2 separate regions of the Homo sapiens genome follow, and region 1 is linked to region 2. A link is a loop called in an ENCODE intact Hi-C map of the cell type or tissue named here. Cell type or tissue: Caco-2. All regions are shown on one strand. Each heading gives the region's core, and the rest is flanking DNA. Links, peaks and the distances in the headings are about the cores only. Region 1 has its middle 120 kb from the start of PLEKHA5. Region 2 has its middle 32 kb from the start of PLEKHA5.

Region 1 (11,617 bases), core at 1,853-9,852, 87 kb before region 2:
ATAGGGACAGAAGAGAACAGTTTTGTGTGTGGATGCTTGGTCCAAAAAAAAAAAACACAAAGCACAGTATCTAGTTCATTTAATACCCTGCCCTAGGGACTCACTCTGAACCATAATACAGAAAAAAGGCTGCAGAGAAAGGTTGAAGTGGCTGTTTACACAAAGAACTTTGTGAGATTAGCACCAGATTAACAATCTTCAAGGCAGAGCTGGGGAAAGGGTATTTTATCATTTCTGCAAACAACATAGCATGGCTCCAGTGTTGCAGTAAAAATGGAGAGGAATCCAGTAGTCTTCGGCAAGGTGGAGATTTTGCAGCTTGGGGAGCGCTGTAAGAAAGTATGCTGGATAGAGAAGTGCCATTTGCACAGAGGTCACTGTAAGGCAGCTTGCGCCCAGCAGCTCTCAAAAACACTTAAATGCAATAGCGCTAGAGTGATTTTGTGAATACATGTGAATCCCAGGAATGGCTAGGGAGTTTTACAGGTTGTACCAGTGGTAATCAGCCAGCTAACAAAATAAAGATATATGCTAACATGGCCTCATTTGTAACTAAAGCCGCCGAAATTTGGGGATATTTAGAATATAGTCATAAATACGTAAATGAAAGCACTTCTGATTCAAAGTTAACCATTCTAATTGGTATGTGTACAATTTCACTTAACAGTCTGAAGTTTTCAGGTATTTGGACGCCAGAACATCACCTTTAATTTGATACATATCTCTCCTTTCTTGATTATTCATCCTACCCAAACTGAAAACAGCAAAACACATTTATTGAGAGTTCTCTTTTCGAGAAACTACATTGAGCAGTGTAGAAGAATAAAAAATGGAATAAACAATGTTCCCTCAATGAACACAAAATGTATTTGGGGATACGAGATGACACATAAAAGACAATTAAAATAGGTTAAAAACATATGTTTATATGCACATAAAATACTTCTGGAAGAATTTGTAAATACAGTGGTTTTGTCTACAAAGGAGGACTTTAAGACAGGGGTAGATGTGAAACTTTCTTTTCACTCTTAGCCATTTGCACAATTGGAACTTTTTTGCCAACCTCTTTCAAGAAAAAAAAATAATTGAGTTGTATTTTTCTAAAGTACAAAATGGAGGATTATTAAAACCTAGCTGTAACCTGAACAAAAGCACAGACGTTTTGAGTCAGACAAACATGACATTGTTAACTGAGCTAAAGCCAATTGAGCCTTTCAGAATTATCTGGTTCTTTTTGGTAAATGTCTGTGATCTCTGGCACTTAACAGTAGATGAGAACTCTACCCACAGTCTTACCAAAAGATAGGATGTTATAATAAAGGCAAATCTCAGACCAAATATTGTGGCAAATGCAAATTTTTATTAGGAAACAGGCACTAAAAATGCCATACAACCTCTAAGGTTGGTGAAGTCCCATCTCAGATGTTAGGCCCTCAAACATCTGTCTTGCAAGAATGTGGGAATATTTTAGCATTAGAATCAGCTAATCTTCTACTTGAATTAGACAACGGCATTTTCCATTAAGTGGTAGATGGATTAAATGGAATCCTTGGCCTGAGGGCTTCTTCAAAGAGCTTTAGGCCAATGGGCTCCTTAGTTCTTATTAATATGTAATATTATGATGCAATATTGTTATGCAACATTTATAGAGGTGTCTTTATATGATTTTGGGTCAACAAACATATTTTAAATACCACTTATTTCACCAACTAACAATGATTTCCAACAGAGGCAGCACAGTATGATGATAAAGAATGTAGGCTCTGCAGTCAGGCTGTCTGGGTTCAAATCTGTCTGTACCACTTACTAGCCACATAACCTTGAACAAGTTATTTAAACTCTCTGTGCCTCTTTTCTCTCATCAGTAAAATAGGAATCATAACTATGCCTACCTTGTAGAGTTATTATGAGAATTAAATGAGATGATATTCGCAAATTGCTTAGATCAGGGTCTGGCATATAATAAATGTTCTATGAGTATTTATAAATATATTAAATAAGTAACCTTTATGTTAATTAGTGAACTCTCTAGCAATGATTCTGATAGTAATATCAGGTTTTCTTGCAGCCTCGTGAGATACATACAGATAGTGACACCATGTAGAATAAAGGGAAGGTATGATTACTGATCATTATGAAATTCTAGGTTTCCCTAAGAATTAGTGTTCCCTTCTGTAATACAACCTCCTGCATATGCAGGTGTTATTGGCCCTCTTAGTGTCACCCTGTGGTAACTAGATTTTGGGGAACTGCTGAAAAAATGCTGATACTTTACTGCTATTGCTGTGAGTAATGAACTCTCCATCTCTGACTGAGAGTCTTGTGTCTTCTGCAGCATCCATGAAACTATAGCAGATAAACTTAAGTTGCAAGTAGGGTAAAATCTCAGCCCTTCACATTCTTGACAATTTTAATGGTATATTATTAGCCAATGTATGCCAATACGTTAGAAAAATTAGATGAAATCAACAAACTTCTTGAAAGATACAGCCTACCAAATTGCTTCATGACATTGGGAAAAGCAGATCTTTCTTGAACACGTCACAAAAAACACTGCCCTGCAGAGGAAAAATAAATAAATTAGACTTTAAAAAATTATGATTTTTGCTATTTGAAAGACATCATCAAGAAAATGAAAGGGCAAGGCACAGACTGGGAGAAAATATTCATAACTGATATGTCTCACAAAGTACTTGAACCCAGAATACATAAAGAACACTTCCAGCTCAGCACGAAGTCAAACAACTAAATTTTTTTAATGGGCTGAATATTTAAACAAAAATTTACAAAAAGACATATGAATGCCTAAGAAGCACATGAAAATATTCCCTACATCATTAACCATCAAGGAAATGAAAAATAAAACCATAGTGGGCTGTAACTACATTTCCCTACAATGACTAAAATTGAAAAGACTGGCAATACCGTCTGTTGGCAAGAATGTGAAGCAACAGGAACTTTGATAAATTTTTGATGGAACTGTGAAATGGTATACTCACTTAGAAAACTAATTTGTTGGTTTCTTATGGGGGTTAAATGTATACTTACCATATGACTCAGAATTTCTACTCCTAGGCATTTTCCCAAGAGAAATAAAAACATTTGTAAATATGTAAACGTCTACAAAATTTTTTATAGCAGCCTTATTCAAAATAGCCAAAAAATGGAAACCAAAGAACATCAAAAGGTGAATAGGTAGACAAATTGCGCTATACCCATATAATGGAATACTATTTAGCATTAAAAGGAAAGAACTGCTAATGTACATGCTGCATGAATAAATCTCAAAACCATGATGCTGAGCAAAAAAAGCCAGAAACCAAAGTGAACATACTGTATGGTTCCATTTACACAAAATTTTATTTTATTGTATTTGTTTGAGATGGAATTTCACTCTTGTTGCACAGGCTGGAGTGCAATGGTACCATCTTGGCTCACTGCACCCTCTGCTTCCCAGGTTCAAGTGATTCTCCTGCCTCAGCCTCCCAAATAGCTGGGATTACAGGCATGCACCACCATGCCTGGCTAATTTTTTGTATTTTTAGTAGAGATGGGGTTTCACCATGTTGGCCAGGCTGGTCTCAAACTCCTGACCTCAGATGATCCACCTGCCTCGGCCTCCCAAAGTGCTGGGGTTACAGGCATGAGCCATCACACCTGACCTTACACAAAATTTTAAAACAAGCAAAACTAATCCGTAGTGACAGAAATTGGGTCATTGAGCCTGTGAGTGGAGGATTCACTGTAAAGAGGCATGGAAAAGCTTTTGGTGTTATAGAAATATCCCATATCTTGTTGGGATGATGATTATAGGGAGATTATATATACACACGTGTGCACAGACACACACTCACACATATCTATATATGTCAAAGTTCCTCAAGGACTCTTAAAATTAGTGCACTTTTTTTAAATATATTATACCCAAAGTAATTTTTCTGTGAAATCATCATCACTCTCACTAGCTATAAAAGATTCAATGGGTTTTAACCTCACTGAACTTTGATCTTTAAAATATGAGTAATACTATCTAATTTACTGTACTGGCAAAAGAAGTATATTAAATAATTCATATAGACCATTTAGCACAATGCCTGGCTCATATTAAGAATAATAATAATGTAAACTAAATAACTGCTGAGAGGGTTAAGAGTAGTATGGATGGTGTTATCCATTAAGGTTCCCTGGGAAAAGGATTTCTAAGATGACCATTAAAGAAATTATTAGAGAGAACATTCTGTATAAGAAAATCATGCAAAAGCACCAAGGAAAAATTACTAAGATGAGCATAGCAATCAGCAACCCATCAGGTGTTTTTGGCTAGGTCAGACAAGCCATGCCCAATCATAGCGAAAATTCAGAAAGAGGCAGAAAGAGGTATGGAAGGAGAGAGGAAGAGAGGTAATAAACCCAGAGATAGGAAAAATGGGCTAGAAAATAATAAGACATAGTAGAACCAAGTAGAGAAATGATGTATAGAGACTGGTGTTTGAAGTAGGCTGTTTTGAAAAGAATATGTAAAATGAATAGCAGCAAGGCATGAATTGAGACCAAGAAACGAAGTAGAAACCTATCACTCTGCCATGTAAGAGGAGACAGGCTTAAATTACAAAAGAGAGAAAAGTAAGAGAATTCAAGAGATGTTATAAGGAAATATTTGCAGAAATTGCATCTAATCAGAGGAAAAAAAAGGAGTTGTAAATAACTTCAGTCTTAAATTGGAAAAAAAAATAGGTTGTCTCTAACTAATGCTCAAGTATACAATATGTGCAGGATGAAAACAAAAAGGAAAACTTAGAAGAAAAAAAGAAGCACTTTTAAAGGAAAACAGAAGAGATGCTAGAGATTGTGACAGTCGTTAGTGCTTGCATTAGTTTACTCAGGCCGCTGTAACAAAGTACCAGAAACTGGGTGGCTCAGATAAGAGAACGTTATTGTCTCACAGCTCTAAAGATCAAAGAGTCAGCAGGGTTGGTTTCTTCAGAGGATTGTGAGGGGAACTTTGCTCCATGCTGCTCTCCTAGTTTCTGGTGGCATGCTGGCAACCTGGCATTCTGTGGCTTCTGCTGCATCACCATGATCCCTGTCTTCTTCTTCACATGGTGTTCTTCCTGTATGCATATCTGTGTTCAAATTTCTCCTTTTCACAAAGAAACCAGTCATATTAGATTAGGGGCCCATTCCTATTCAGTATGACCAGAGGAGCAGAGGAACAGAGCGGCAGAGAGCGGTGGAAAGTGGCAGGGAGGCCCAGCAGCGAAGGAGGGAGGAGGCGCGTCTCAATATCCGCCAGAACAGCGGGACTCCAGGGGATGATCACTTTCCCACTCCATACCCCCACTTCCGGCTCCCCTTCCATCTTGCTGAGAGCCACCTCTACCATTCAATAAAATCTTGCACTCATCCTTTAAGCCCACATGTGTTCCAATTCTTCGGGTACACTGGGCAAGCACTCAGAATACAGAAAGCTGTCACACTGGCCCTCTGCGCTTGCCATAAGGCGGAGGGTCTACAGAGGTGATTAACCCAAGCCGTCTGCAGCCGACAAAGCTGAAAAAGCACAGGCCCTCTTGGGCTTCAGGAGTCTCAAACACCCACCCCTAGATGCTGCCGTGGGGCTGGAGCCCAAAAGCTCACGGCCTCTGCACCTGCCTGTCTGCATGCTACCCCTAGGGGTTTGCGCAGTAGGCGATGGAAGAAGCAAGCCACACCCCTGTCGCATGTCCTGCAAGCAGGATAAAGAAACTCTCCAGTTTCAGTTGTGTTTTTTCTCAAAAGAATATTAATTGGGGAAGTGACCACCTGTGAGTCAGCTATCACTTCATGTTTTAATAAATAAAGACTAAAAATACTAAAAACAAGTGAGACCAAAAGAGCTTTGTTTCTACCATTCTGCTTTGACGAGCAATGTGGCAGATTGTTCCTTTGGTACTTCTTGCTCCAAGTGAACCATACCTTCCTGGGTAGTCCCTTCCGACCTTGACTTTGGGATTGACCATTTGGTTGGCTTTGGCCAACGGTATTTTCGTTGGCATAATGAAAATAGAGACTTGCACATCAGGGCTTGTCCTTTTAGAATGCTTGTTCTTGAAACACTCCCTCTTGAAAACCAGAGACCATACTGTGAAAAGCCCACCCTAGCCACGTGGAGAGGCCACCTTGAGGGCCATCAAGACCCTGCCTGACAGCCCAGCTTAGTCCTGGCAAGCACCAACTTTAGCCATATGAGTGAGCCTTCTAGGAACTAGATCCTTAGACACAATCAAGCTTCCAGGACGGATACCGTGTGAGATGGAAATGAACTATCCCATCAAGCCCCCTTCAAATTGCAGATTTAAAAACAAATACATTACTCTTGCTATTTTAAGACACTAATTGGTTATTTTTTAATATAGCAATGGAGAACCAAAACAATCAATAGATGCTTTTTATAATAATTAGCTGGAAAATAAGAAATTATCTTTGTGTATTAATAACTCCTTGTTCTTCAGTAAAAAAATACCTTAGCATGATAGAGCCAAGATCATCAACTCTGAAACAAGACATAGTTAGGTTAAAACTCTAGCTCTCATACAATATATACACATGGACATAGAGTCTGGAATAATAGACATTGAAGACTCCATTTGGGAGGGAGGGAGGGGAGTGAGGGATAGGAAATTACTTAATGGGTACAATGTACTTTATTCAGGTGATGATTACACTAAAAGCCCAGATTTTACCACTACACAATATATCGGTGCAACAAAACTACACTTGTACTGTACCCCTTAAATTTATACAAATAATACTTTTGTTTTGTTTTGTTTTGAAGACAAGATCTCAGTTTGTAGCCCAAGCTGGAGCACAGTGGCACCATCAACACTCACTGCACCCTTGACCTCCTAGGCTCAGGTGACCCTCCTGCCTCAGCCTCCTGAGTAATTGGGACTACAGGCATGCACCACCAAGCCCGGGTAATTTTTGTATTTTTGTAGAGATGGGGTTTTGCCATGTTGCCCAGACTGGTCTCAAACTCCTGAGCTCAAAAGCAATTCACCCACCTCAGCCTCCCAAAGTGCTGGGATTACAGGTGTGAGCCACCATGCCCAGCCAAATACTCCTTGGGAAAAAAACAAACAAAACCTCTAGCACTGTCACTTACCGTCCGGGCAACCTTGGACAAAAATCCCAACCTGTGAACTACAGTTTCTTCATTCATACAATAAACATAGAAAGAACTCCCTCTGAGACTTATTGCGAAGATTAAAAACAATGATTCCATATAAAGTACCTGAAATAAAGTCTGCATTCAATAAATGGTAATAGCAATTGTTATTATCAATTTGTTATAATTAATTATTAATCATTCATCAAATGTTTATGGAGCATCAGCTACGTGACAAGCATATGGTAGGTGATGGGAATACGAAGACAAGCCTATCCAGCACTATGCTTTCGGGGCTCTTAAAGTCTACTAATTGTAAGTTTAACAGAGCGAAGCTACAGGTTTTGTTAGAAAGCCTAACTGGGAAACCTATCTGAGATGGGTTGTCTGGGATGGTCACTATGAAAACATTTAAACTGAGTCCTAAAGAATAAGGAGGTATTCACCAGGAGAAGAATGCTGGAAAGAATGGTATGGACAGAAAGAACAGTATCTGAGACTCTGAAGCATGGAGGTCTTACGCATTCAAGGAGCTGAAAGAAGGCCACTGTGGCTTGAGTCTGGTTAGCAAGTAGAGAGTCATATAAAGGAGACCTTGAGACAGGTCTCATGTTTTTAATAGCTAACCTAGAGCCTTTGTCCTAAGAGACTGGGCATAAAAGTGATATGACCCTGGTGTTACCAATTGCCAATGATATGTAAATATTACCTAGGAAGTAAAGGCTAATGACTCGTGAAGCAATCATTTCCAAAGGTTGGCCCACAGGTTGGCGTCATGCTATGAATAATAAGTTTTAGAGTTTGGAGGTGAGATAAGAAAAATAAGCACAATGTAGAGAGTTCTTAATAAAGGGAAACATATTCCATTTTGAATTTTATAGTTATGTCCTTACATGAAATAACAGTAATAACAGTTGGTTTTATTTTCCACATTCGTATCCAGAAAAATAAAAAGGTAGCTACTCTATTGCACTCCAAAAGTGGCTATTTTCACCTGACTTTGGCTGTCTCTTTATATTCTGTGAAATCCACAACTCCGGGAGCAATTGCCTGTAAAGGTAACAGTGTCTAGATTCATTCCTATGTTAAATAGTTGGCTATTCTGAAAGGGTGAATAGTGTAGAGCATCCAGTAGAGAGAAGTGGAACCTCCTGCATCATTAAGCTGAAACTATTGAATCTTTGCTTGAAATTTTTGATTATTAAAAAAAAGTACATCAGGGATTGTAGATTCATATTCATATTCACACACATATAATATTCTTTATGTAGACAATGCATTAAGGAAACAGCACTGTAATTTTTCCATGAAATATAAATGCCAAACTCATGCATAATTTATACAACATAAAACCATCAGACCATGTACTTTGGGTGTTTAATTATGATCCCTTGGTTCTTCCTGATGAGCGCCATTAATCAGTCCAATCAGTGTCTGAAATGTCCTATTTCTATTTACAAATAAACCCCTAAATGGAGGTGTTAAAATAAACTTCATTGAAATGTGCTTTTGCATGAAGCATTTCTCAACCTAAATATAATAAAAGGAATTTAAGAGCAAATAAATGATTGACACAAACAATAATTATTTTATCCGAGATTTTTAGAGATACATGGAAAACTATATATTTAAGCATCTTAACCTTTTGCTCAAGCAAAACTTTCTGCTGTTTAATTAGTATGTGGCTCTTTCTTAGAGAAACTCTGAAGCTGCCTCTTTAATACTGATAAATTTAGAAGGGAACTTCATGATTTAATTTGATGGTGTATTAGTATAGTCTGCCCCATGGCTTTCTAAAGGCTAGAGCAACGTCTCAATGTTTTCACATTTTCTAATTCCCCAAGAACCTCCCCATGTTTTCAAAGAGAAATAAATTAGGCTAGGACAGACTGTAAGCCTTAAGAGCTGGATTTTGTTTTCTCTTTACAAATCTTATTCTACGTCTGCTCCATTGCATCACCATAACAACACAGATCTGTGGAACATTTCCAAATGGCTTGAAAGGACATTTTATCCACAAAGCCTGCAAGCATTTATAAGGTATACATTACCATCTGTTTCCTTAAAAGTAGACTGAAAACCTGATTTGAGTCTGCTGCTATCACACCAGAAGCAGCATTGTCATTTGTTAAGATGCACCATTGTCTCCTCTCTAGCAGCAGATCAGGCTCAGCCAGAGATGTCTCCAAACCACATCCACAACTCTTCGTGGCAGGACCTTCTATCAGTCACTGGGCGCTCTCAATTATGTCTTGACTCTGCAATCCCTCTGTATAGTACACTGTAGTGCTGTGCTTGATGCTTTGCAAATATCATCTGGTAATTTCATCTATAAGTGTATTTCAAATGTCAGTTAGCATATAACTATTACTACTGCTGCTCCTTATTTCCCAGTACTTTTATTCACTTTATATCCTCAATAAATATTTGCAAAATAAATGATAGATAGTAGTAGTTAATACAGTAGCATGAATCTTAAGCTTGAACTAAGTTTGAGTCCTATCTCTGTCACCTATTAGCTGTGAAACTTTGGACAAGTTATTTAAAGTCTCTAATCCTCCAGTTCTTCATCGGTAAACCAGAGATGTCAGTATCTCTTTCACAGGCTTCTCATAAAGGTAAAACATTATTATTATGGTAGGCCAAGTGCCCAACACATAATAAAGGTCCAATAGCTATTTGTTTGTGTAATTATTGTTCATTCCATTCATTCAACAACTACTTATTGAGCACCTACTATGTTCTTGGCATGTTCTAAGGGTTGAATAATGAGTGGTGAATAAGTTACATATGGCCGTTGCATTTTAGGGAGTTTACACATTTGTAGGGGAGACATATGATAAACAAATAAATCAGTATGTAATTACAAATAATGATAAAAGCTACGAAGGAGACAGGGTGCTATGATTGAGAACACCAGAGTAAGGAGAGCCTACTTAAATGGGGTAATCAGAAAAGGCCTCCTTGAGGAGCTCATGTTTAAACTGCAATGAGGAAAATGCCCTGTGAAGACTGGGAGAGAGCAGAGAGCAGAGGCGGAGCAGGAAAGCACTCAGCAAACTGACAACGACGAAGGACCCAAGGGTCTGGAGCAATGCTCAGTAAGAAAAGCTGCCAAGGCTGAAAGACCTTCAGAAGCCAGAGTATTCAGTCTTGTAGGACATGGGACGAAGTTTGGATTTTCCTCTAACTTCAGTGAGAAACCATTGAGAGGTTTTAATGAGAAGAGTGTCATGATTTGATTTCTGTTTTTAGGAAATGACTCTGGCTACCTTGTGATAATTTGAAAAAATACAAAAGTGGATAGACAAGTTAAGAACCCATTGCAATAATCCAAGCCAGAGATGATGGTGACTTGGACTTAGTGGCAAGGGTGATGGAGAGATGGAATAATTTCAAGCATATTATAAAGATTTTAAAAATCGAATCTCAGCCAGGCACCATGACTCCCACATGTAATCTCAGCATTTTGGGAGACTAAGGTAGGCAGATCACTTGAGCTCAGAAGTTCGAGACCAGCCTGGCCATCATAGCGAAACCCCACCTCTACAAAAAATACACAGAATTAGCTGGGCATAGTGGCGTGAGCCTGTAGTCCCAGCTACTTTGGGGGCTGAGGCAAAAGGAGCGTTGGAGCACAGGAGGTTGAGGCTGCAGTGAGCCAAGATCACACCACTGCATTCCAGCCTGGGTGACAAAGTGAGACCCTGTCTCAAAAAAAAAAAAATTAATTTCTTCAAGATATTAAGATATTGACTGGAGGAAAGGAGTATTTTTTGTGTTTGAAATAGACTTACTCCTGAATGTATTCACTCCTGGAACTATCACCAGTTAGCCTGTAGGCTCTCCAAAAGGGAATGTGGCAGAGGAATAATTTTTAGACATTGACATCAAATATTGTCTGATAACCATTCAGTTATTCTCTTGCAACCTTCTTCTCCATCTCAGAAACTTACTCAACACATTGTCTTATTTATATCCCTATTCCTCAAATCCTGCACTAAGACTTGGGGAAAGGCAAAAATGCTTCATCATCAGGGAAACTTTAGTCTTAGCACCAAGTTGAGCTGCTAGTAATATGTGAAGTCTTGTTTTATTCTCATCAAATGCAACAAAAATTACTGAACCTCCTTATATGAAACTTGTCTTTTGGCTTACTCAGAAGCTTCCAGAATTCCCCATAACTTAGAGTGATTTTTTTTTTAAGATTAATTTTTTGGTCGTAAATACATATGTGCTTATGCTCATTCCTTTGTAAACACACCAACAGATGACATAGAATATTTTGTTGCATAATGATTAAGACTGAATTTGGCAAGAACTCAAATATGAAGGGTTATTCTTAGAAAAACAAGTTCAGTGACGGGACTTTAAAACTTCTAATAATCTATACCAAATGAACACATAAGGAAGTCCACAATATGACTTGTAGATATCAATTTAAAGCCATATATACCTGAAATAAGAATC
Region 2 (11,617 bases), core at 2,476-10,475:
GGCTTGCACCTATAATCCCAGCTACTCGGGAGGCTAAAGCAGGAGATTTGAGTTTGAGGCTTCAGTAAGCTATGATTACACCACTGCACTCCAGCCTGGTAACAGATCAAGACCCTGTCTTTTAAAATTTTTTTTAAAAAGAAAGAAATTAAATGTAATGTATTCGCTACAATTTTTAATAGCACAACACTTTTTTTTTAAAGGCAGTTTAGGATTTCAAGAGAATGCATTTAGTGTTGTAGAATACTGCTGTTAGTACTTTCAAACCAACATGGCCCTATAAAACTTCTCAATAAACCAGACTACACAATTTCTGTCTTATACCAATCGTAGAAATACCTGTTGGCTCTTCTTCTGCCATTGCTCCCTTCACTCTGTAAGACTGCCATGTCCGCCCCATCTGGGAGGTGGGGGGCTCCTCTGCCCAGCTGCCACCCCGTCTGGGAGATGTACCCAACAGCTCATTGAGAACGGGCCATGATGACAATGGCAGTTTTGTCGAATAGAAAAGGGGGAAATGTGGGGAAAAGAAAGAGAGATCAGATTGTTGCTGTGTCTGTGTAGAAGGAAGTAGACATAGGAGACTCCATTTTGTTCTGTACTAAGAAAAATTATTCTGCCTTGGGATGCTGTTAATCTATAACCTTACCACCAACCCCGTGCTCTCTGAAACATGTGCTGTGTCAACTCAGGGTTAAATGGATTAAGGGCAGTGCAAGATGTGCTTTGTTAAACAGATGCTTGAAGGCAGCGTACTCGTTAAGAGTCATCACCACTCCCTAATCTCAAGTACCCAGGGACACAAACACTGTGGAAGGCGGCAGGGCCCTCTGCCTAGGAAAACCAGAGACCTTTGTTCACATGTTTATCTGCTGACCTTCCCTCCACTATTGTCCTATGCCCTGCCAAATCCCCCTCTCCGAGAAACACCCAAGAATGATCAATAAATACTAAAAAAAAAAAAAAAAAAAAAAGACTGCCATGTCACTGGGAGGTAGGCTACAGCAGAAACACCATAGAGGCAACAGAAATCATTCTAATGGCACTACTAGTCTATAGCCAATATATTTGCTCCTAATCAACCTGGAAATGGCCCGTGAGTCCATCTGTATCCTAGGTCTAGAAAGACACAGGCCTAAACTCAATTATAGGAAAAGAAGCCACCTTAGTATAATTCCATTGCTCCCAAAAAAGATTAATTTTAATTTCAAAATGAATCCAGAGTAGGCAGAAACCAATTGCATCCAGAATCATCACATAAGACTTCATCTACACCTGGTTGGAAATATTTAAAGCAAGTCATAAAACATCACCACTTTAGTGATTCATCTAGATTGATTATTGTCCTTGAAAATAAGGGGATCTCTTGAGAAAAATAGGTGGATTAATGAAGTCACTTGCCTAAGTTGGAAATCAGGTAGTATGGCTTTAGAGTTTCTGCTCTGGACTTCTGTACTAAATAGTCCCTCCCTTAGTGGACTGCTCCATTCTCCTCCCTGCTGAGGAGAAACAAACATGTCTGACAAAGTAGAGGGCCCACTTGCATCCCACTGATAATCTCAACCATTCTTCTGAAGAACTGCCACTGCCGGCTCCTCTTACTTGTTCCAAATCTGGTTTGAGAGTGGTCACCTCATTCTATGCCTTCCTCGACATTGTGGTCAAGAGTGGTATGTCCTGTTTGGAAAACAGATACTGATTTCTGCACATGCTTTCTTTGGTCTGTCATATGTGTCTCTCAATTTGTAATTCAAATTGGACTTTATAATGGTAAACTTCTAAAGGGCAGGAACGTGTTTCCTAGCTTTGTGTGTGTGTGTGCATTTCCCACCATAATGAGCAAACCATAGTCGTTTTATGATGTTTTATTAATATGCACTTAAAGTTATTCTTTTGGTATGCCTGTGTATTTTTTGCATATGCTCTTACATAATAGTAAAGTATCGCATTTAGCAGAGAGGTAATAGACTTTTTTTTTTTTTTTTTGAGACGGAGTCTCGCCCTGTCGCCCAGGCTGGAATGCAGTGGTGCGATCTCAGCTCACTGCAACCTCCGCCTCCCGGGTTCAACCTATTCTCCTGCCCCAGCCTCCCAAGTAGCTGGGATCACAGGCGCGCGCCACTACGCCCAGCTAATTTTTGTATTTTTAGTGGAGACGGGGTTTCACTATGTTGGTCAGGCTGGTCTCGAACTCTTGACCTCGTGATCCGCCCGCCTGGGCCTCCCAAAGTGCTGGGATTACAGGCGTGAGCCATCACGCCCAGCCAGACTTTTATATTTAAAGCTTCCTTTTTTCATCCTCCAAGTTGTTCTGAAATTATCTAACATGATCCTCTTACTTTACTACCAGATACTAGTTCATCAGGGTGACATAGGATTTTATTTCTTACATCCTTTTTTGTTTTTGTTTTTAAGGATGGGGACTTCCTCTGTCACCCAGGCTGGAGCACAGTGGCACAATCATAGCTCACTATAACCTTGAGCTCCTGGGCTCAGGTGATCCTCCCATCACAGCCTCCTGAGTAGCTGGGACTACAGGTGTGCACCACCATGCCTGACTAACTTTCATACATTTTTACAAAATGAATTATGTAACACAACTTCACTAGCCTATGTGGGTCACCTTTCTCTATAATTGCTAAATAAAAAGGATAAGAGCCTTCATCCAAGGGAATGCAGGGAGTCTAGTCCCACCCCTAGATTTTATGAAGATAGTAAATTCTCATGTTTCACAAATCCATCATGGGTGTTTTGGGTCAACTCCCTCTGGGCTGCTACATCAGATTTCTCCACTGATCACGCTGGCTGGAGGCTATTTAGTCTCCCCAGAATATAGACACAGATTCCGCCAAAAACATAGAAATGGATGCCCTCAGACCAGCCTGGCCAATATGGCAAAACCCCATCTCTACTGAAAATACAAAAATTAGCCGGGTTTGGTGGCGCGCCCCTGTGGTCCCAGCTACTCAGGAGGCTGAGGCAGGAGAACTGCTTGAACCCAGAAGGTGGAGACTGCAGTGAGCTGAGATCATGCCACTGCACTCCAGCCTGAGCGACAGAGTGAGACTCCTTCTCAAAAAAAAAAAAAAGAAAGAAAGAAGAAATGGATCCCCCCACACCTTGAATTCAGAAAATACTACTAACCAACATTTTAGCATATTTTACTAAGGCTTGAAGAAGTTGCAAGGGATTATAATAAAGAAAAGGAAAATATGAATGTTTATGTGAGATGTTCATCCTAGAACCTAGAGTCTATTGGCATGCCATTTCAAAGGGACTCTTCAGGCAGACTCTTTCTTTGGGCCCCAGGCTTCTGGGATGTTCACAGAAACCATTTAACATTCTCAAGATAAAAGCTCTTCTTTTCTATCTCTCCTCTCACAAATAACATATCCCCAAGCCCTGTCTTAGGCTCAGCTAGAAGAGGCAGAGCCAGGTCATGTAACCAAAGTGTCTTCCAAGAGACAGTTACCCCCAAAAGAATTCAGCAGACTTAGTATCTATTTGGGGATGACTTTATCAATGGGCTTCCCCAAAGGTAATTGTGGGCACTTAATTTACAAATACCCACCTTTAAAAATTGCTATTTACTTAATTAATTTACAGATACTTTGCTCATGATATATGAGTCCTCTCTAAACAAAGGAAGGTGGTAAACCCCAAGACAAATACACATTCCCACCATTTGTGGAGGAGTTGCAGGGAGGAATGCTTGGTGGTTTCGAATATTTTATCCCCTTTTCCAACCATCGAGAATTTCTATCAGGACCCATAGTCCTAGATTACCGCCACAATAGCATCATTAACATTTTTAAAGCATGACTATTTCTATATGAGTCTTCCCTTCTTAGACAAAAAGGCATTAAAGGCTTGTATTTCCCTATTTTCTTACATTCAAGCACTATCCTATCACAATTAAACTTATTGGCTTATTCCTAAGAGCCTTCATGTTTGTATTCTTGGAGCATTAAACTGCCGTTAAATTTGGGAGGTATTAAGTTAGTAAGGGATTGGCTTACGAACCACTTCAGAAGTAGCCTTCAGAAAGGTATTTATTGCCAGGCATGGTGGCTCAGACCTGTAATTCCAACACTTTGGGAGGCTGGAGGATCACTTGAGCCTAGGGTTTCAAGATCAGCCTCTGCAACATAGCGAGACCTCGTCTCTACTAAAAATAAAAATTAAAAAATTACCTGGACTTGATGTCATGCACCTGCAGTCCCAGCTATTCAGGAGAGTGAGGTGGGAGGATCATGCGAGCCTGGCAGTCTGAGGTTGCAGTGAGCCATGATGGCACCACTGCACTCCAACCTGGGTGACAGAGTGAGAGCCTGTCTCAAAAAAAAAAAAAAAAAAAGAAAGAAAGAAAGAAAGAAACGAAAAGAAAAGCACTTATTACCAGGAAAAAGGGTAGGGGATATGCGGCATTTTGTTAGTAAAAGAGTCACTGAAAAAAAATCTGCGAACCACTGTTTCAAGGGAAGCTTGTACTTATTCACCCATTGAACTTTGTCATCTTCTGATGGGTGTGGTAGGCTTACTCATAAAGAAAAGAAAGACTCCTAGAAATTTCTCTATTCTTATCTTGAATTCTGGTTGTTCCTGCAATACAGAGCTAGTATTTAATTATTTGGTCTACTTTCTTTGTGTACTACAAATTCTGTAATATTGGGAACATTAACCAATTCAGTAAGAGTTGAAGGAAGAGAGAATACAGAGCTAGTATTTAATTATTTGGTCTACTTTCTTTGTGTACTACAAATTCTGTAATATTGGGAACATTAACCAATTCAGTAAGAGTTGAAGGAAGAGAGGGGACTTTACATATATACATACATATATATATATATATATATATATATATATATATATAGCCTTTGAAAGATTGCCAAAGGAGGGCAAAACAGTTTGGATACAGTCTCAATAAGCTTATCATATTTTAAATCTGCCTAAGAGCTTACGTGTAAACCTCAAGTTAAACAACAGTTGACATGCATGCATTCTGATAAAACTCGATTACCTAATACACTAAATTTCAGAACTGGTGGGAAAAAATAGATTTTTACTGGCAAAGTTATGTCTTTTTTTCAGCTGAAAATTAATACATGGAAGGATAATCTTAGGAAATGTCATTTGTTTTATATGCACGTATCTAACTCTAAAACAAACTTTATTGCTCCGTGTAATTATACAAATGCTGTATATGTATGTTGCTAAGTACTTAAAATCTTCATTGTAACTATAGTTGAACTTCTAATGAATACCCAGGGACAGCAAAGACATGTCTGAACAGGTAAATCAGTGCATAATTAAATGACATGCATGTCCTGTGTATTGCAATCTTTTAAAGCTCTGAGTACTTTCTATTACGCAATTTTTTAGAGCAGCTCTTTTTTTTTTTTTTACACAAACATGATAAGGACACAAAAGACTTATTTTCTTTTCCTCTGGCCACTGTGTTATGAGAACCTCATGTCTTACCACACCAACCCCCGCCCTTGACTGGATTGCCAGTAAAGACCAGATTTTTCCAAATATTATGTTCTAGCTGGATTTGCAACAATCATAAGTCAATCATTAGGAATCCTGTGCATATGGCAAACTTTTTTTTTTTTTTTTTTTTGAGACAGAGTCTTGCTCTGTCACCCAGGCTGTAGTGTAGTGGTGCAATCTCAGCTCACTGCAACCTCCGCCTCCCGGGTTCAAGCAATTCCCCTGCCTCAGCCTCCTATGTAGCTGGGACTATAGGTGCGTGCCACCATGCCCAGCTAATTTTTTCTATTTTAGTAGAGACGGAGTTTCACCACGTTGGCCAGGATGGTCTCGATCTCCTGACCCCGTGATCCACCCACCTCAGCCTCCCAAAGTGCTGGGATTACAGGCGTGAGCCACCTTGCCTAGCCGCGAAGTTTATTTTAATAGTATTTTGAACTGAAAATAAGCAAGCTTTTTTTTGTTTTCCCCAGACAGGGTCTTGCTCTGTCACCCAGGCTGGAGCACAATGGCACAATCATAGCTCACTATAACCTCGGACTCCTGGGCTCAAGGATCCTCCTATCTCTGCCTTCCAAGAGCTGGGACAACAGGTGAGTGCCACCACACCTGGCTAATTTTTTTTTTTTTTTTTTTTTGAGACAGAGTCTTGCTCTGTCATCAAGTTGGAGTGCAGTAGTACCATCTGGGCTCACTGTAACCTCCACCTCCCAGGTTTAAGTGATTCTCCTGCCTCAGCCTCCCGAGTAGCTGGGACTACAGGTGCGCACCACCACCCCAAGCTAATTTTTGTATTTTTAGTAGAGATGGGGTTTCACCGTGTTCGCCAGGATGGTCTCGATCTCTTGACCTCATGATCCGCCCACCTCGGCCTCCCAAAGTGCTGGGATTACAGGCGTGAGCCACTGCACCCAGCCTACCTGGTTAATTTTTTAAAAAATTTTTTTGTAGAGATGGAGATCTCACTATGTTGCCCAGGCTACTTGCCAACTCCTGGACTCAAACCATCTTCTCCCTTCATCCTCCCAAAATGCTGGGATTACAGATGTGAACAACCGTGCCCAACAGGAACATATTTAAAATTGTAATATCCAAAGAATACTACCATAGCTCAAGTTTGTTTTTATTCACATGTTCCACAGCATTCACTTTAAGTAAATATCCATTATTGTTTCCCAAATCCTTTTGGGGTCAGCAAATAATACTTTAAGAAAAAGTTTGTGGGGGAAAAAAGGAAATTTTAATTACTTTCCATGGGAAAGTTCCAAATGGAACAAAAGTGGTTCTTAGATATAATTTTACAAAACCCTTATAGCACGTTGAGGCTAAAGGCATTTATGCAATTACTAAGTCTACTGTATATGTGAGCAAACATGAGGGTAGAATAAGAATAGAGCTATTATGTTACTGTACCATTATTCTAGTGGTCTGCCTTTAATACCCAGAGACATCTTTGGAGAATGTCAAAATGTTCCCTTTATTATAACATTTTTTTCTTTCTTTTTCTTCTGATTAATAAGGTGGGTTGATAATATAAATTTTTAAATTTTTATTTTTATTTTTTGGAGACAGAGTCTCACTTTGTCACCCCGGCTGAAGTGCAGTGGCACAATCTCAGCTCACTGCAGTCTTGACCTCCCAGGCTCAAGCCATCCTCCTGCCTTAGCCCCACAAGTAGCTGGGACTATAGGCGTGTGCCACCATGCCTAGATAATTTTTGTATTTTTTGTAGAGACAGGTTTTTGCCATGTTGCCCAGGCTGGTCTCGAACTCCTGAGCTCAAGTAATTCGCCCACCTTGGCGTCCCAGAGGGCTGGGATTACAGGCATGAGCCCCACGCCGGGCCTATAACTTTTTAAAATTGTTATATCTAGTTCTTTGCTAGAGAAATTTTATTTTGATAAATGAGTTAATAATTATAATTTAATTATAATACAGAAAAGGTTTCAGTGGTATCCAAAAGGAAAGATTTGACTGATATATGAATGTGCTCGCTTCTGAAATAGAAGCAACAAGAAAATATAATCATTTTAACTAAGGCCAGACAATTGAGGCAAAGTATACGACCAATGGAATTGCCATTCAAGCATGGCAGGTATTTTGTTCCAGCATTCCCCATTTTCAGGTTAATCTTCAAATTTTTTTCCCCAAATGATTTCTCAGGGCTACGTGTCCCCTGCTTTGAAACAGCATGCTGTTGTTTCCATAACATGAAGTCTATTCTCTAGGGTGGCCAGATCTCAGCTGAGGGCAAATCATTCTCAGAATCATTGCTCTGTTCCCATGACCTGGACCTGATTAAACAAATTACAGTGGCAAGCCCAGAAGTATTCCTCCAACCAGTTAGGCAGAAACTTGGGACCTAAGCAAGAGACAAGGCACAGAGGAGAGCAACAAGGTGCAGCTAACTTTTTTTCTGGCAAGAATAAGAAAAGAAGATGGACACTGCAAACAAGGGCAGAATTCTATAAACCTTGATAGTGATGGTGAACACCAGCATGAAACAAATAAAGCATCATAAAATGACAAGCAATTACAGACTCTGCAGTAAGTAGATGAGCAAACCTGATATATTAACTAGTTCCAATGCTCCAAGTACAAAATTTATGTATGAATCTAACAAAATTAATAGAATAATAACAGTGCTTAAATTTTTTATTAAAAGCTGCCCATCAATGCAACTCTATCTTTCCTATATGTTGTTTTTATAATTCATTTTCTGTATCTCTGGGTCTAATTGGCCATAGTCCATCTTGTTTTAAAAGTTCATCATTCCAAGATCAATTCCACTGGTTAAAATAGGCAATCTTTCCACAACTTGTAAACATAAAACTTGCCTGGAAATAGCCTGCTTTCCTTCCCTTTGTAGATGTTAATCAAACTTAACAGCATAGACTTGAAATTCAATTCAGTTTGGCTAGACATGAATTCAACTGACTTTAACATTTTAAATGATAAAAAATAATAAAACCAGTAATACAAAAGAGGATCTAGACATTGCCTTATCAATACTCAAAATGGATATTTACAAGTGTTTCCCAAGTAAGGCAAGTCGTAAGTATTTGATTTAATAATAGTATGCTGTTCCACAACTAGTGTATATTGAGGAATTGCATCCATAGACAACTCCAAGGTCAAAGTCCTTATAATATCATCTTTATACAGTTAAATGGATTAATTAGCAAAAAGATATTGATATCCCGTCTTGAGAATATAATAATTCAGGCAAGCTACAGTCAATCAATTTGTGTATTTGATAATTATGTATTGGGCACCAATGTGTATCAGGCCCCAGTTAGGGCCTAAAAATCACCACAGATAAAACCAATATGTTCCACACTCATTATAAGAAGAAAGGAGCTTTCAGCGGTAGAGAAAGCTTTGCTTTTCCACAGGTCTCCCATCGTTTGTGAGGAAGAGCTAGTTCTCATTTTCTCTAAATAGGGAGGCTTAAGACTGTGGAGAAAAATGAAATGAGAAGAGAGTAGATACTGATATTTCTATGTGGGGCAGAGGATGTACAAACACCTATGCCCTGCCTTTTGTCTGGAGATTCCAACAAAAATGAGGATATGGGATGAGACAATGGCACAGGCATAGAAATTAAACAGGGGAGGTTTCAAAGACTCCCATGCTTATCAAGGCAGTCCGTTGTTAAAGACCAAAATCATTAAGGCTTTGTTAACCACATTTTTTGTTGTTTTAGGGGCTCGTGTTTCTCTCAAGCCTAGTGTGCTCTCTGTTCATCTTATACATTAAAAAATAATAAGCAATAGGAAAATTGTGTCCTTAAAGATAGTACAGACCGGGCACAGTGGCTCACGCCTGTAATCCCAGCTTTTCGGGAGGCTGAGGCTGGCGGATCACCTGAGGTCAGGAGTTCAAGACCAGCCTGGCCAACATGGTGAAACCCTGTCTCTACTAAAAGTACAAAAATTAGCCAGGCATGGTGGCACACACCTGTAATCCCACCTACTCGGGAGGCTGAGGCAAGAGAATTGCTTGAACTCAGGAGACGGAGGCTGCAGTGAGCCGAGATCATGCCACTGCACTCCAGCCTGGGCAAGAGAGCGAGACTCTCTCTCAAAAAAAAAGAAAAGAAAAGTTAGTACATATTTATTTTTCCTTGAATAATTCTATCTTTATAGCTTATACCTCTAGCTCATAGTAGCCATCAACGTAGTAATGCTATTTTTTCTTAGACATTAATATGACTTATAAGCATCTTTTATTGGATAATAACAACAAAAAAACTTGTTTGTGAAGTGTCTTATAGTTTACAAAACACTTTCACCTACATTATCTCATTTGATTAATGACTCTGGCAGGTGGCCTGGGCAGCCATATTTATCTTTGCTTTGTAGAAACCAAGACTTAAAGACGTTATGAAACACCTAAGGCATCACAGTGAGTTACAAGTAGAGCTGAGATTTAAACCTAAATCATGTGTCTTCAAGCCTAGATCATGTGATCCTACTTTAATTTCTTCTTTCCGTGGTCTGTCTCCCATAAGAAGTAAATTATGGTACCATGGCATTTAGCCATCACTGCTTTAGATGTTGCTAAGGCAAATGGTTTTTATCCCATCTTTAGTTAGCATCATATAAGCAATAGGTAATAAGTAAAAAGTCGCTAGCTACTCCTATGCATTAAGGAACCTGAAAGAAAGGGTTAATCATTATGTAAAGAATATTATGAACGGCCTAAAGAGAAGAAAGAAAATAAAAGAGCAATGGCCCCTTATAAAAGGTTTATTAAGAGAAGAGCATTTAATCTGAAATTTTAATAAAATAATTATCCTCTTAGTGATTGGCTAATATATTAATCTTGCTGGAGTAATGTTTTTATCTTCTAAAAGATATCTGTTTGATAAAATGGGCTGAGGATAAAAAATTTAAGCTATTTTTAAGTCACTGAGCTTTTCAGTGACTCTTGACGCCAGGTCCCCATTTGATGCCTTATTGTACTATTCACTAAAAGCAACATGGTCAGCCACTTAGAACACCACTTCTGGAAAGTTGCCTTGGTTTCCCTCCACATTTTCAGATATTCAAATTAATAGAATAATTTTTGAAATTTTTCCTGTTTAACACAATTCACCAATAGGTATAGAGCACCAGATGCCAGGCACCAGGACATACAAAGACCAATAAAACTTATTCTATGACCTCAAGAAGTTTGCAAGAGCAACTTCTATATGTATAGCAATGTTTACTTAGGGCCTACATTTATATCTAGTCAATAACATTTTGAGCTGAATTATCAGCACTTTTCCCTTTTCTAACAATGCTTCCCACCTAGGAGATGGGCCCTGTGACTCTCATTGTCACTAATTCCAGCAACACAAGATGTGATCAGGTCTGGACAGTGGACCAAGCTGGACTAATTAGATTCATCCTCCTGCCTTTTGAATAAGGACGCAGAGAGTCTTGTAAATGAGCTCTGGGTTATGGATCAGCTAGACTCAGGAAATGAGGGCTCTGGATTGGCTAGGCATGATTTTAGAGTTGCCAGATAAAATACAGGCATGCTATATTTTTGCTTGTCAAATCTGGCAACTGTACATGATGTGCCATATAAAAGTGGAGTTAAGAAAGCTATTCTGCAAAAAGGAGTAGAAACGTAGAAATAGCAAAAATTAACAACTATGGTGAAAGTGTAGTGGGGAAGAGGATAAGTTTCAGGAAAAGAAAAAATATCCCAAGAGTTGCCTCAGTCACTGACAACTTTCCAGTCCTCAGCTCCAGTCCCTCAAGGAATGTGGCTGCATTTCTTGCCCTTGAGTTCTGTAAGATACCTTGACTGTTTATAAGAGATTTTTTTTCTTTAGATAGCTTAGAAGAAATATGTTTCTCGTATCAAACATGTCCAAAGGCATACATAATGTTGTCACACTTTGAGAAAAAGTTTTTATTATTTCACAAATGTTAAAGAATTCACAGAGTCCATGAAATAGATGAATAGGAAACTTGTTTCTTATTTACCAAGTAGGAAAGTTTGCCTCAAATACAATGAGATGTCTGGATCAGTACGTCTAAAATTGTGCATTTGGAAACCTGCATAGGTCTCCTTGGTTTCCTTAGAAGTATAGTTAATGAGTAATGTACATTCCCTAGGTGTTATT

Evidence for each region. Hi-C counts contacts between places; a loop is a spot of excess contacts. Peaks named below come from ENCODE experiments on the same cell type or tissue, not always from the same donor. Only the 100,000 strongest peaks of a DNase experiment are listed, where the experiment ranks them.
Region 1: it touches region 2 in a loop (4-fold over the local background); 1 of 110 quality-filtered maps calls a loop at or near these places.

Annotation. Positions count from the first base shown.
Region 1 is chr12:19,005,303-19,016,919 of GRCh38, forward strand. No RefSeq gene overlaps it. Among named protein-coding and RNA genes, the nearest start is that of PLEKHA5, 120 kb to the right of the region's middle. RefSeq lists an enhancer at 159-660. In Caco-2, for the core only: no CTCF peak of the experiment used is centred there; a DNase peak (open chromatin) is centred at 4,909.
Region 2 is chr12:19,091,795-19,103,411 of GRCh38, forward strand. No RefSeq gene overlaps it. Among named protein-coding and RNA genes, the nearest start is that of PLEKHA5, 32 kb to the right of the region's middle. RefSeq lists a silencer at 708-908. In Caco-2, for the core only: no CTCF peak of the experiment used is centred there; a DNase peak (open chromatin) is centred at 5,497; H3K4me3 peaks cover 219 bases.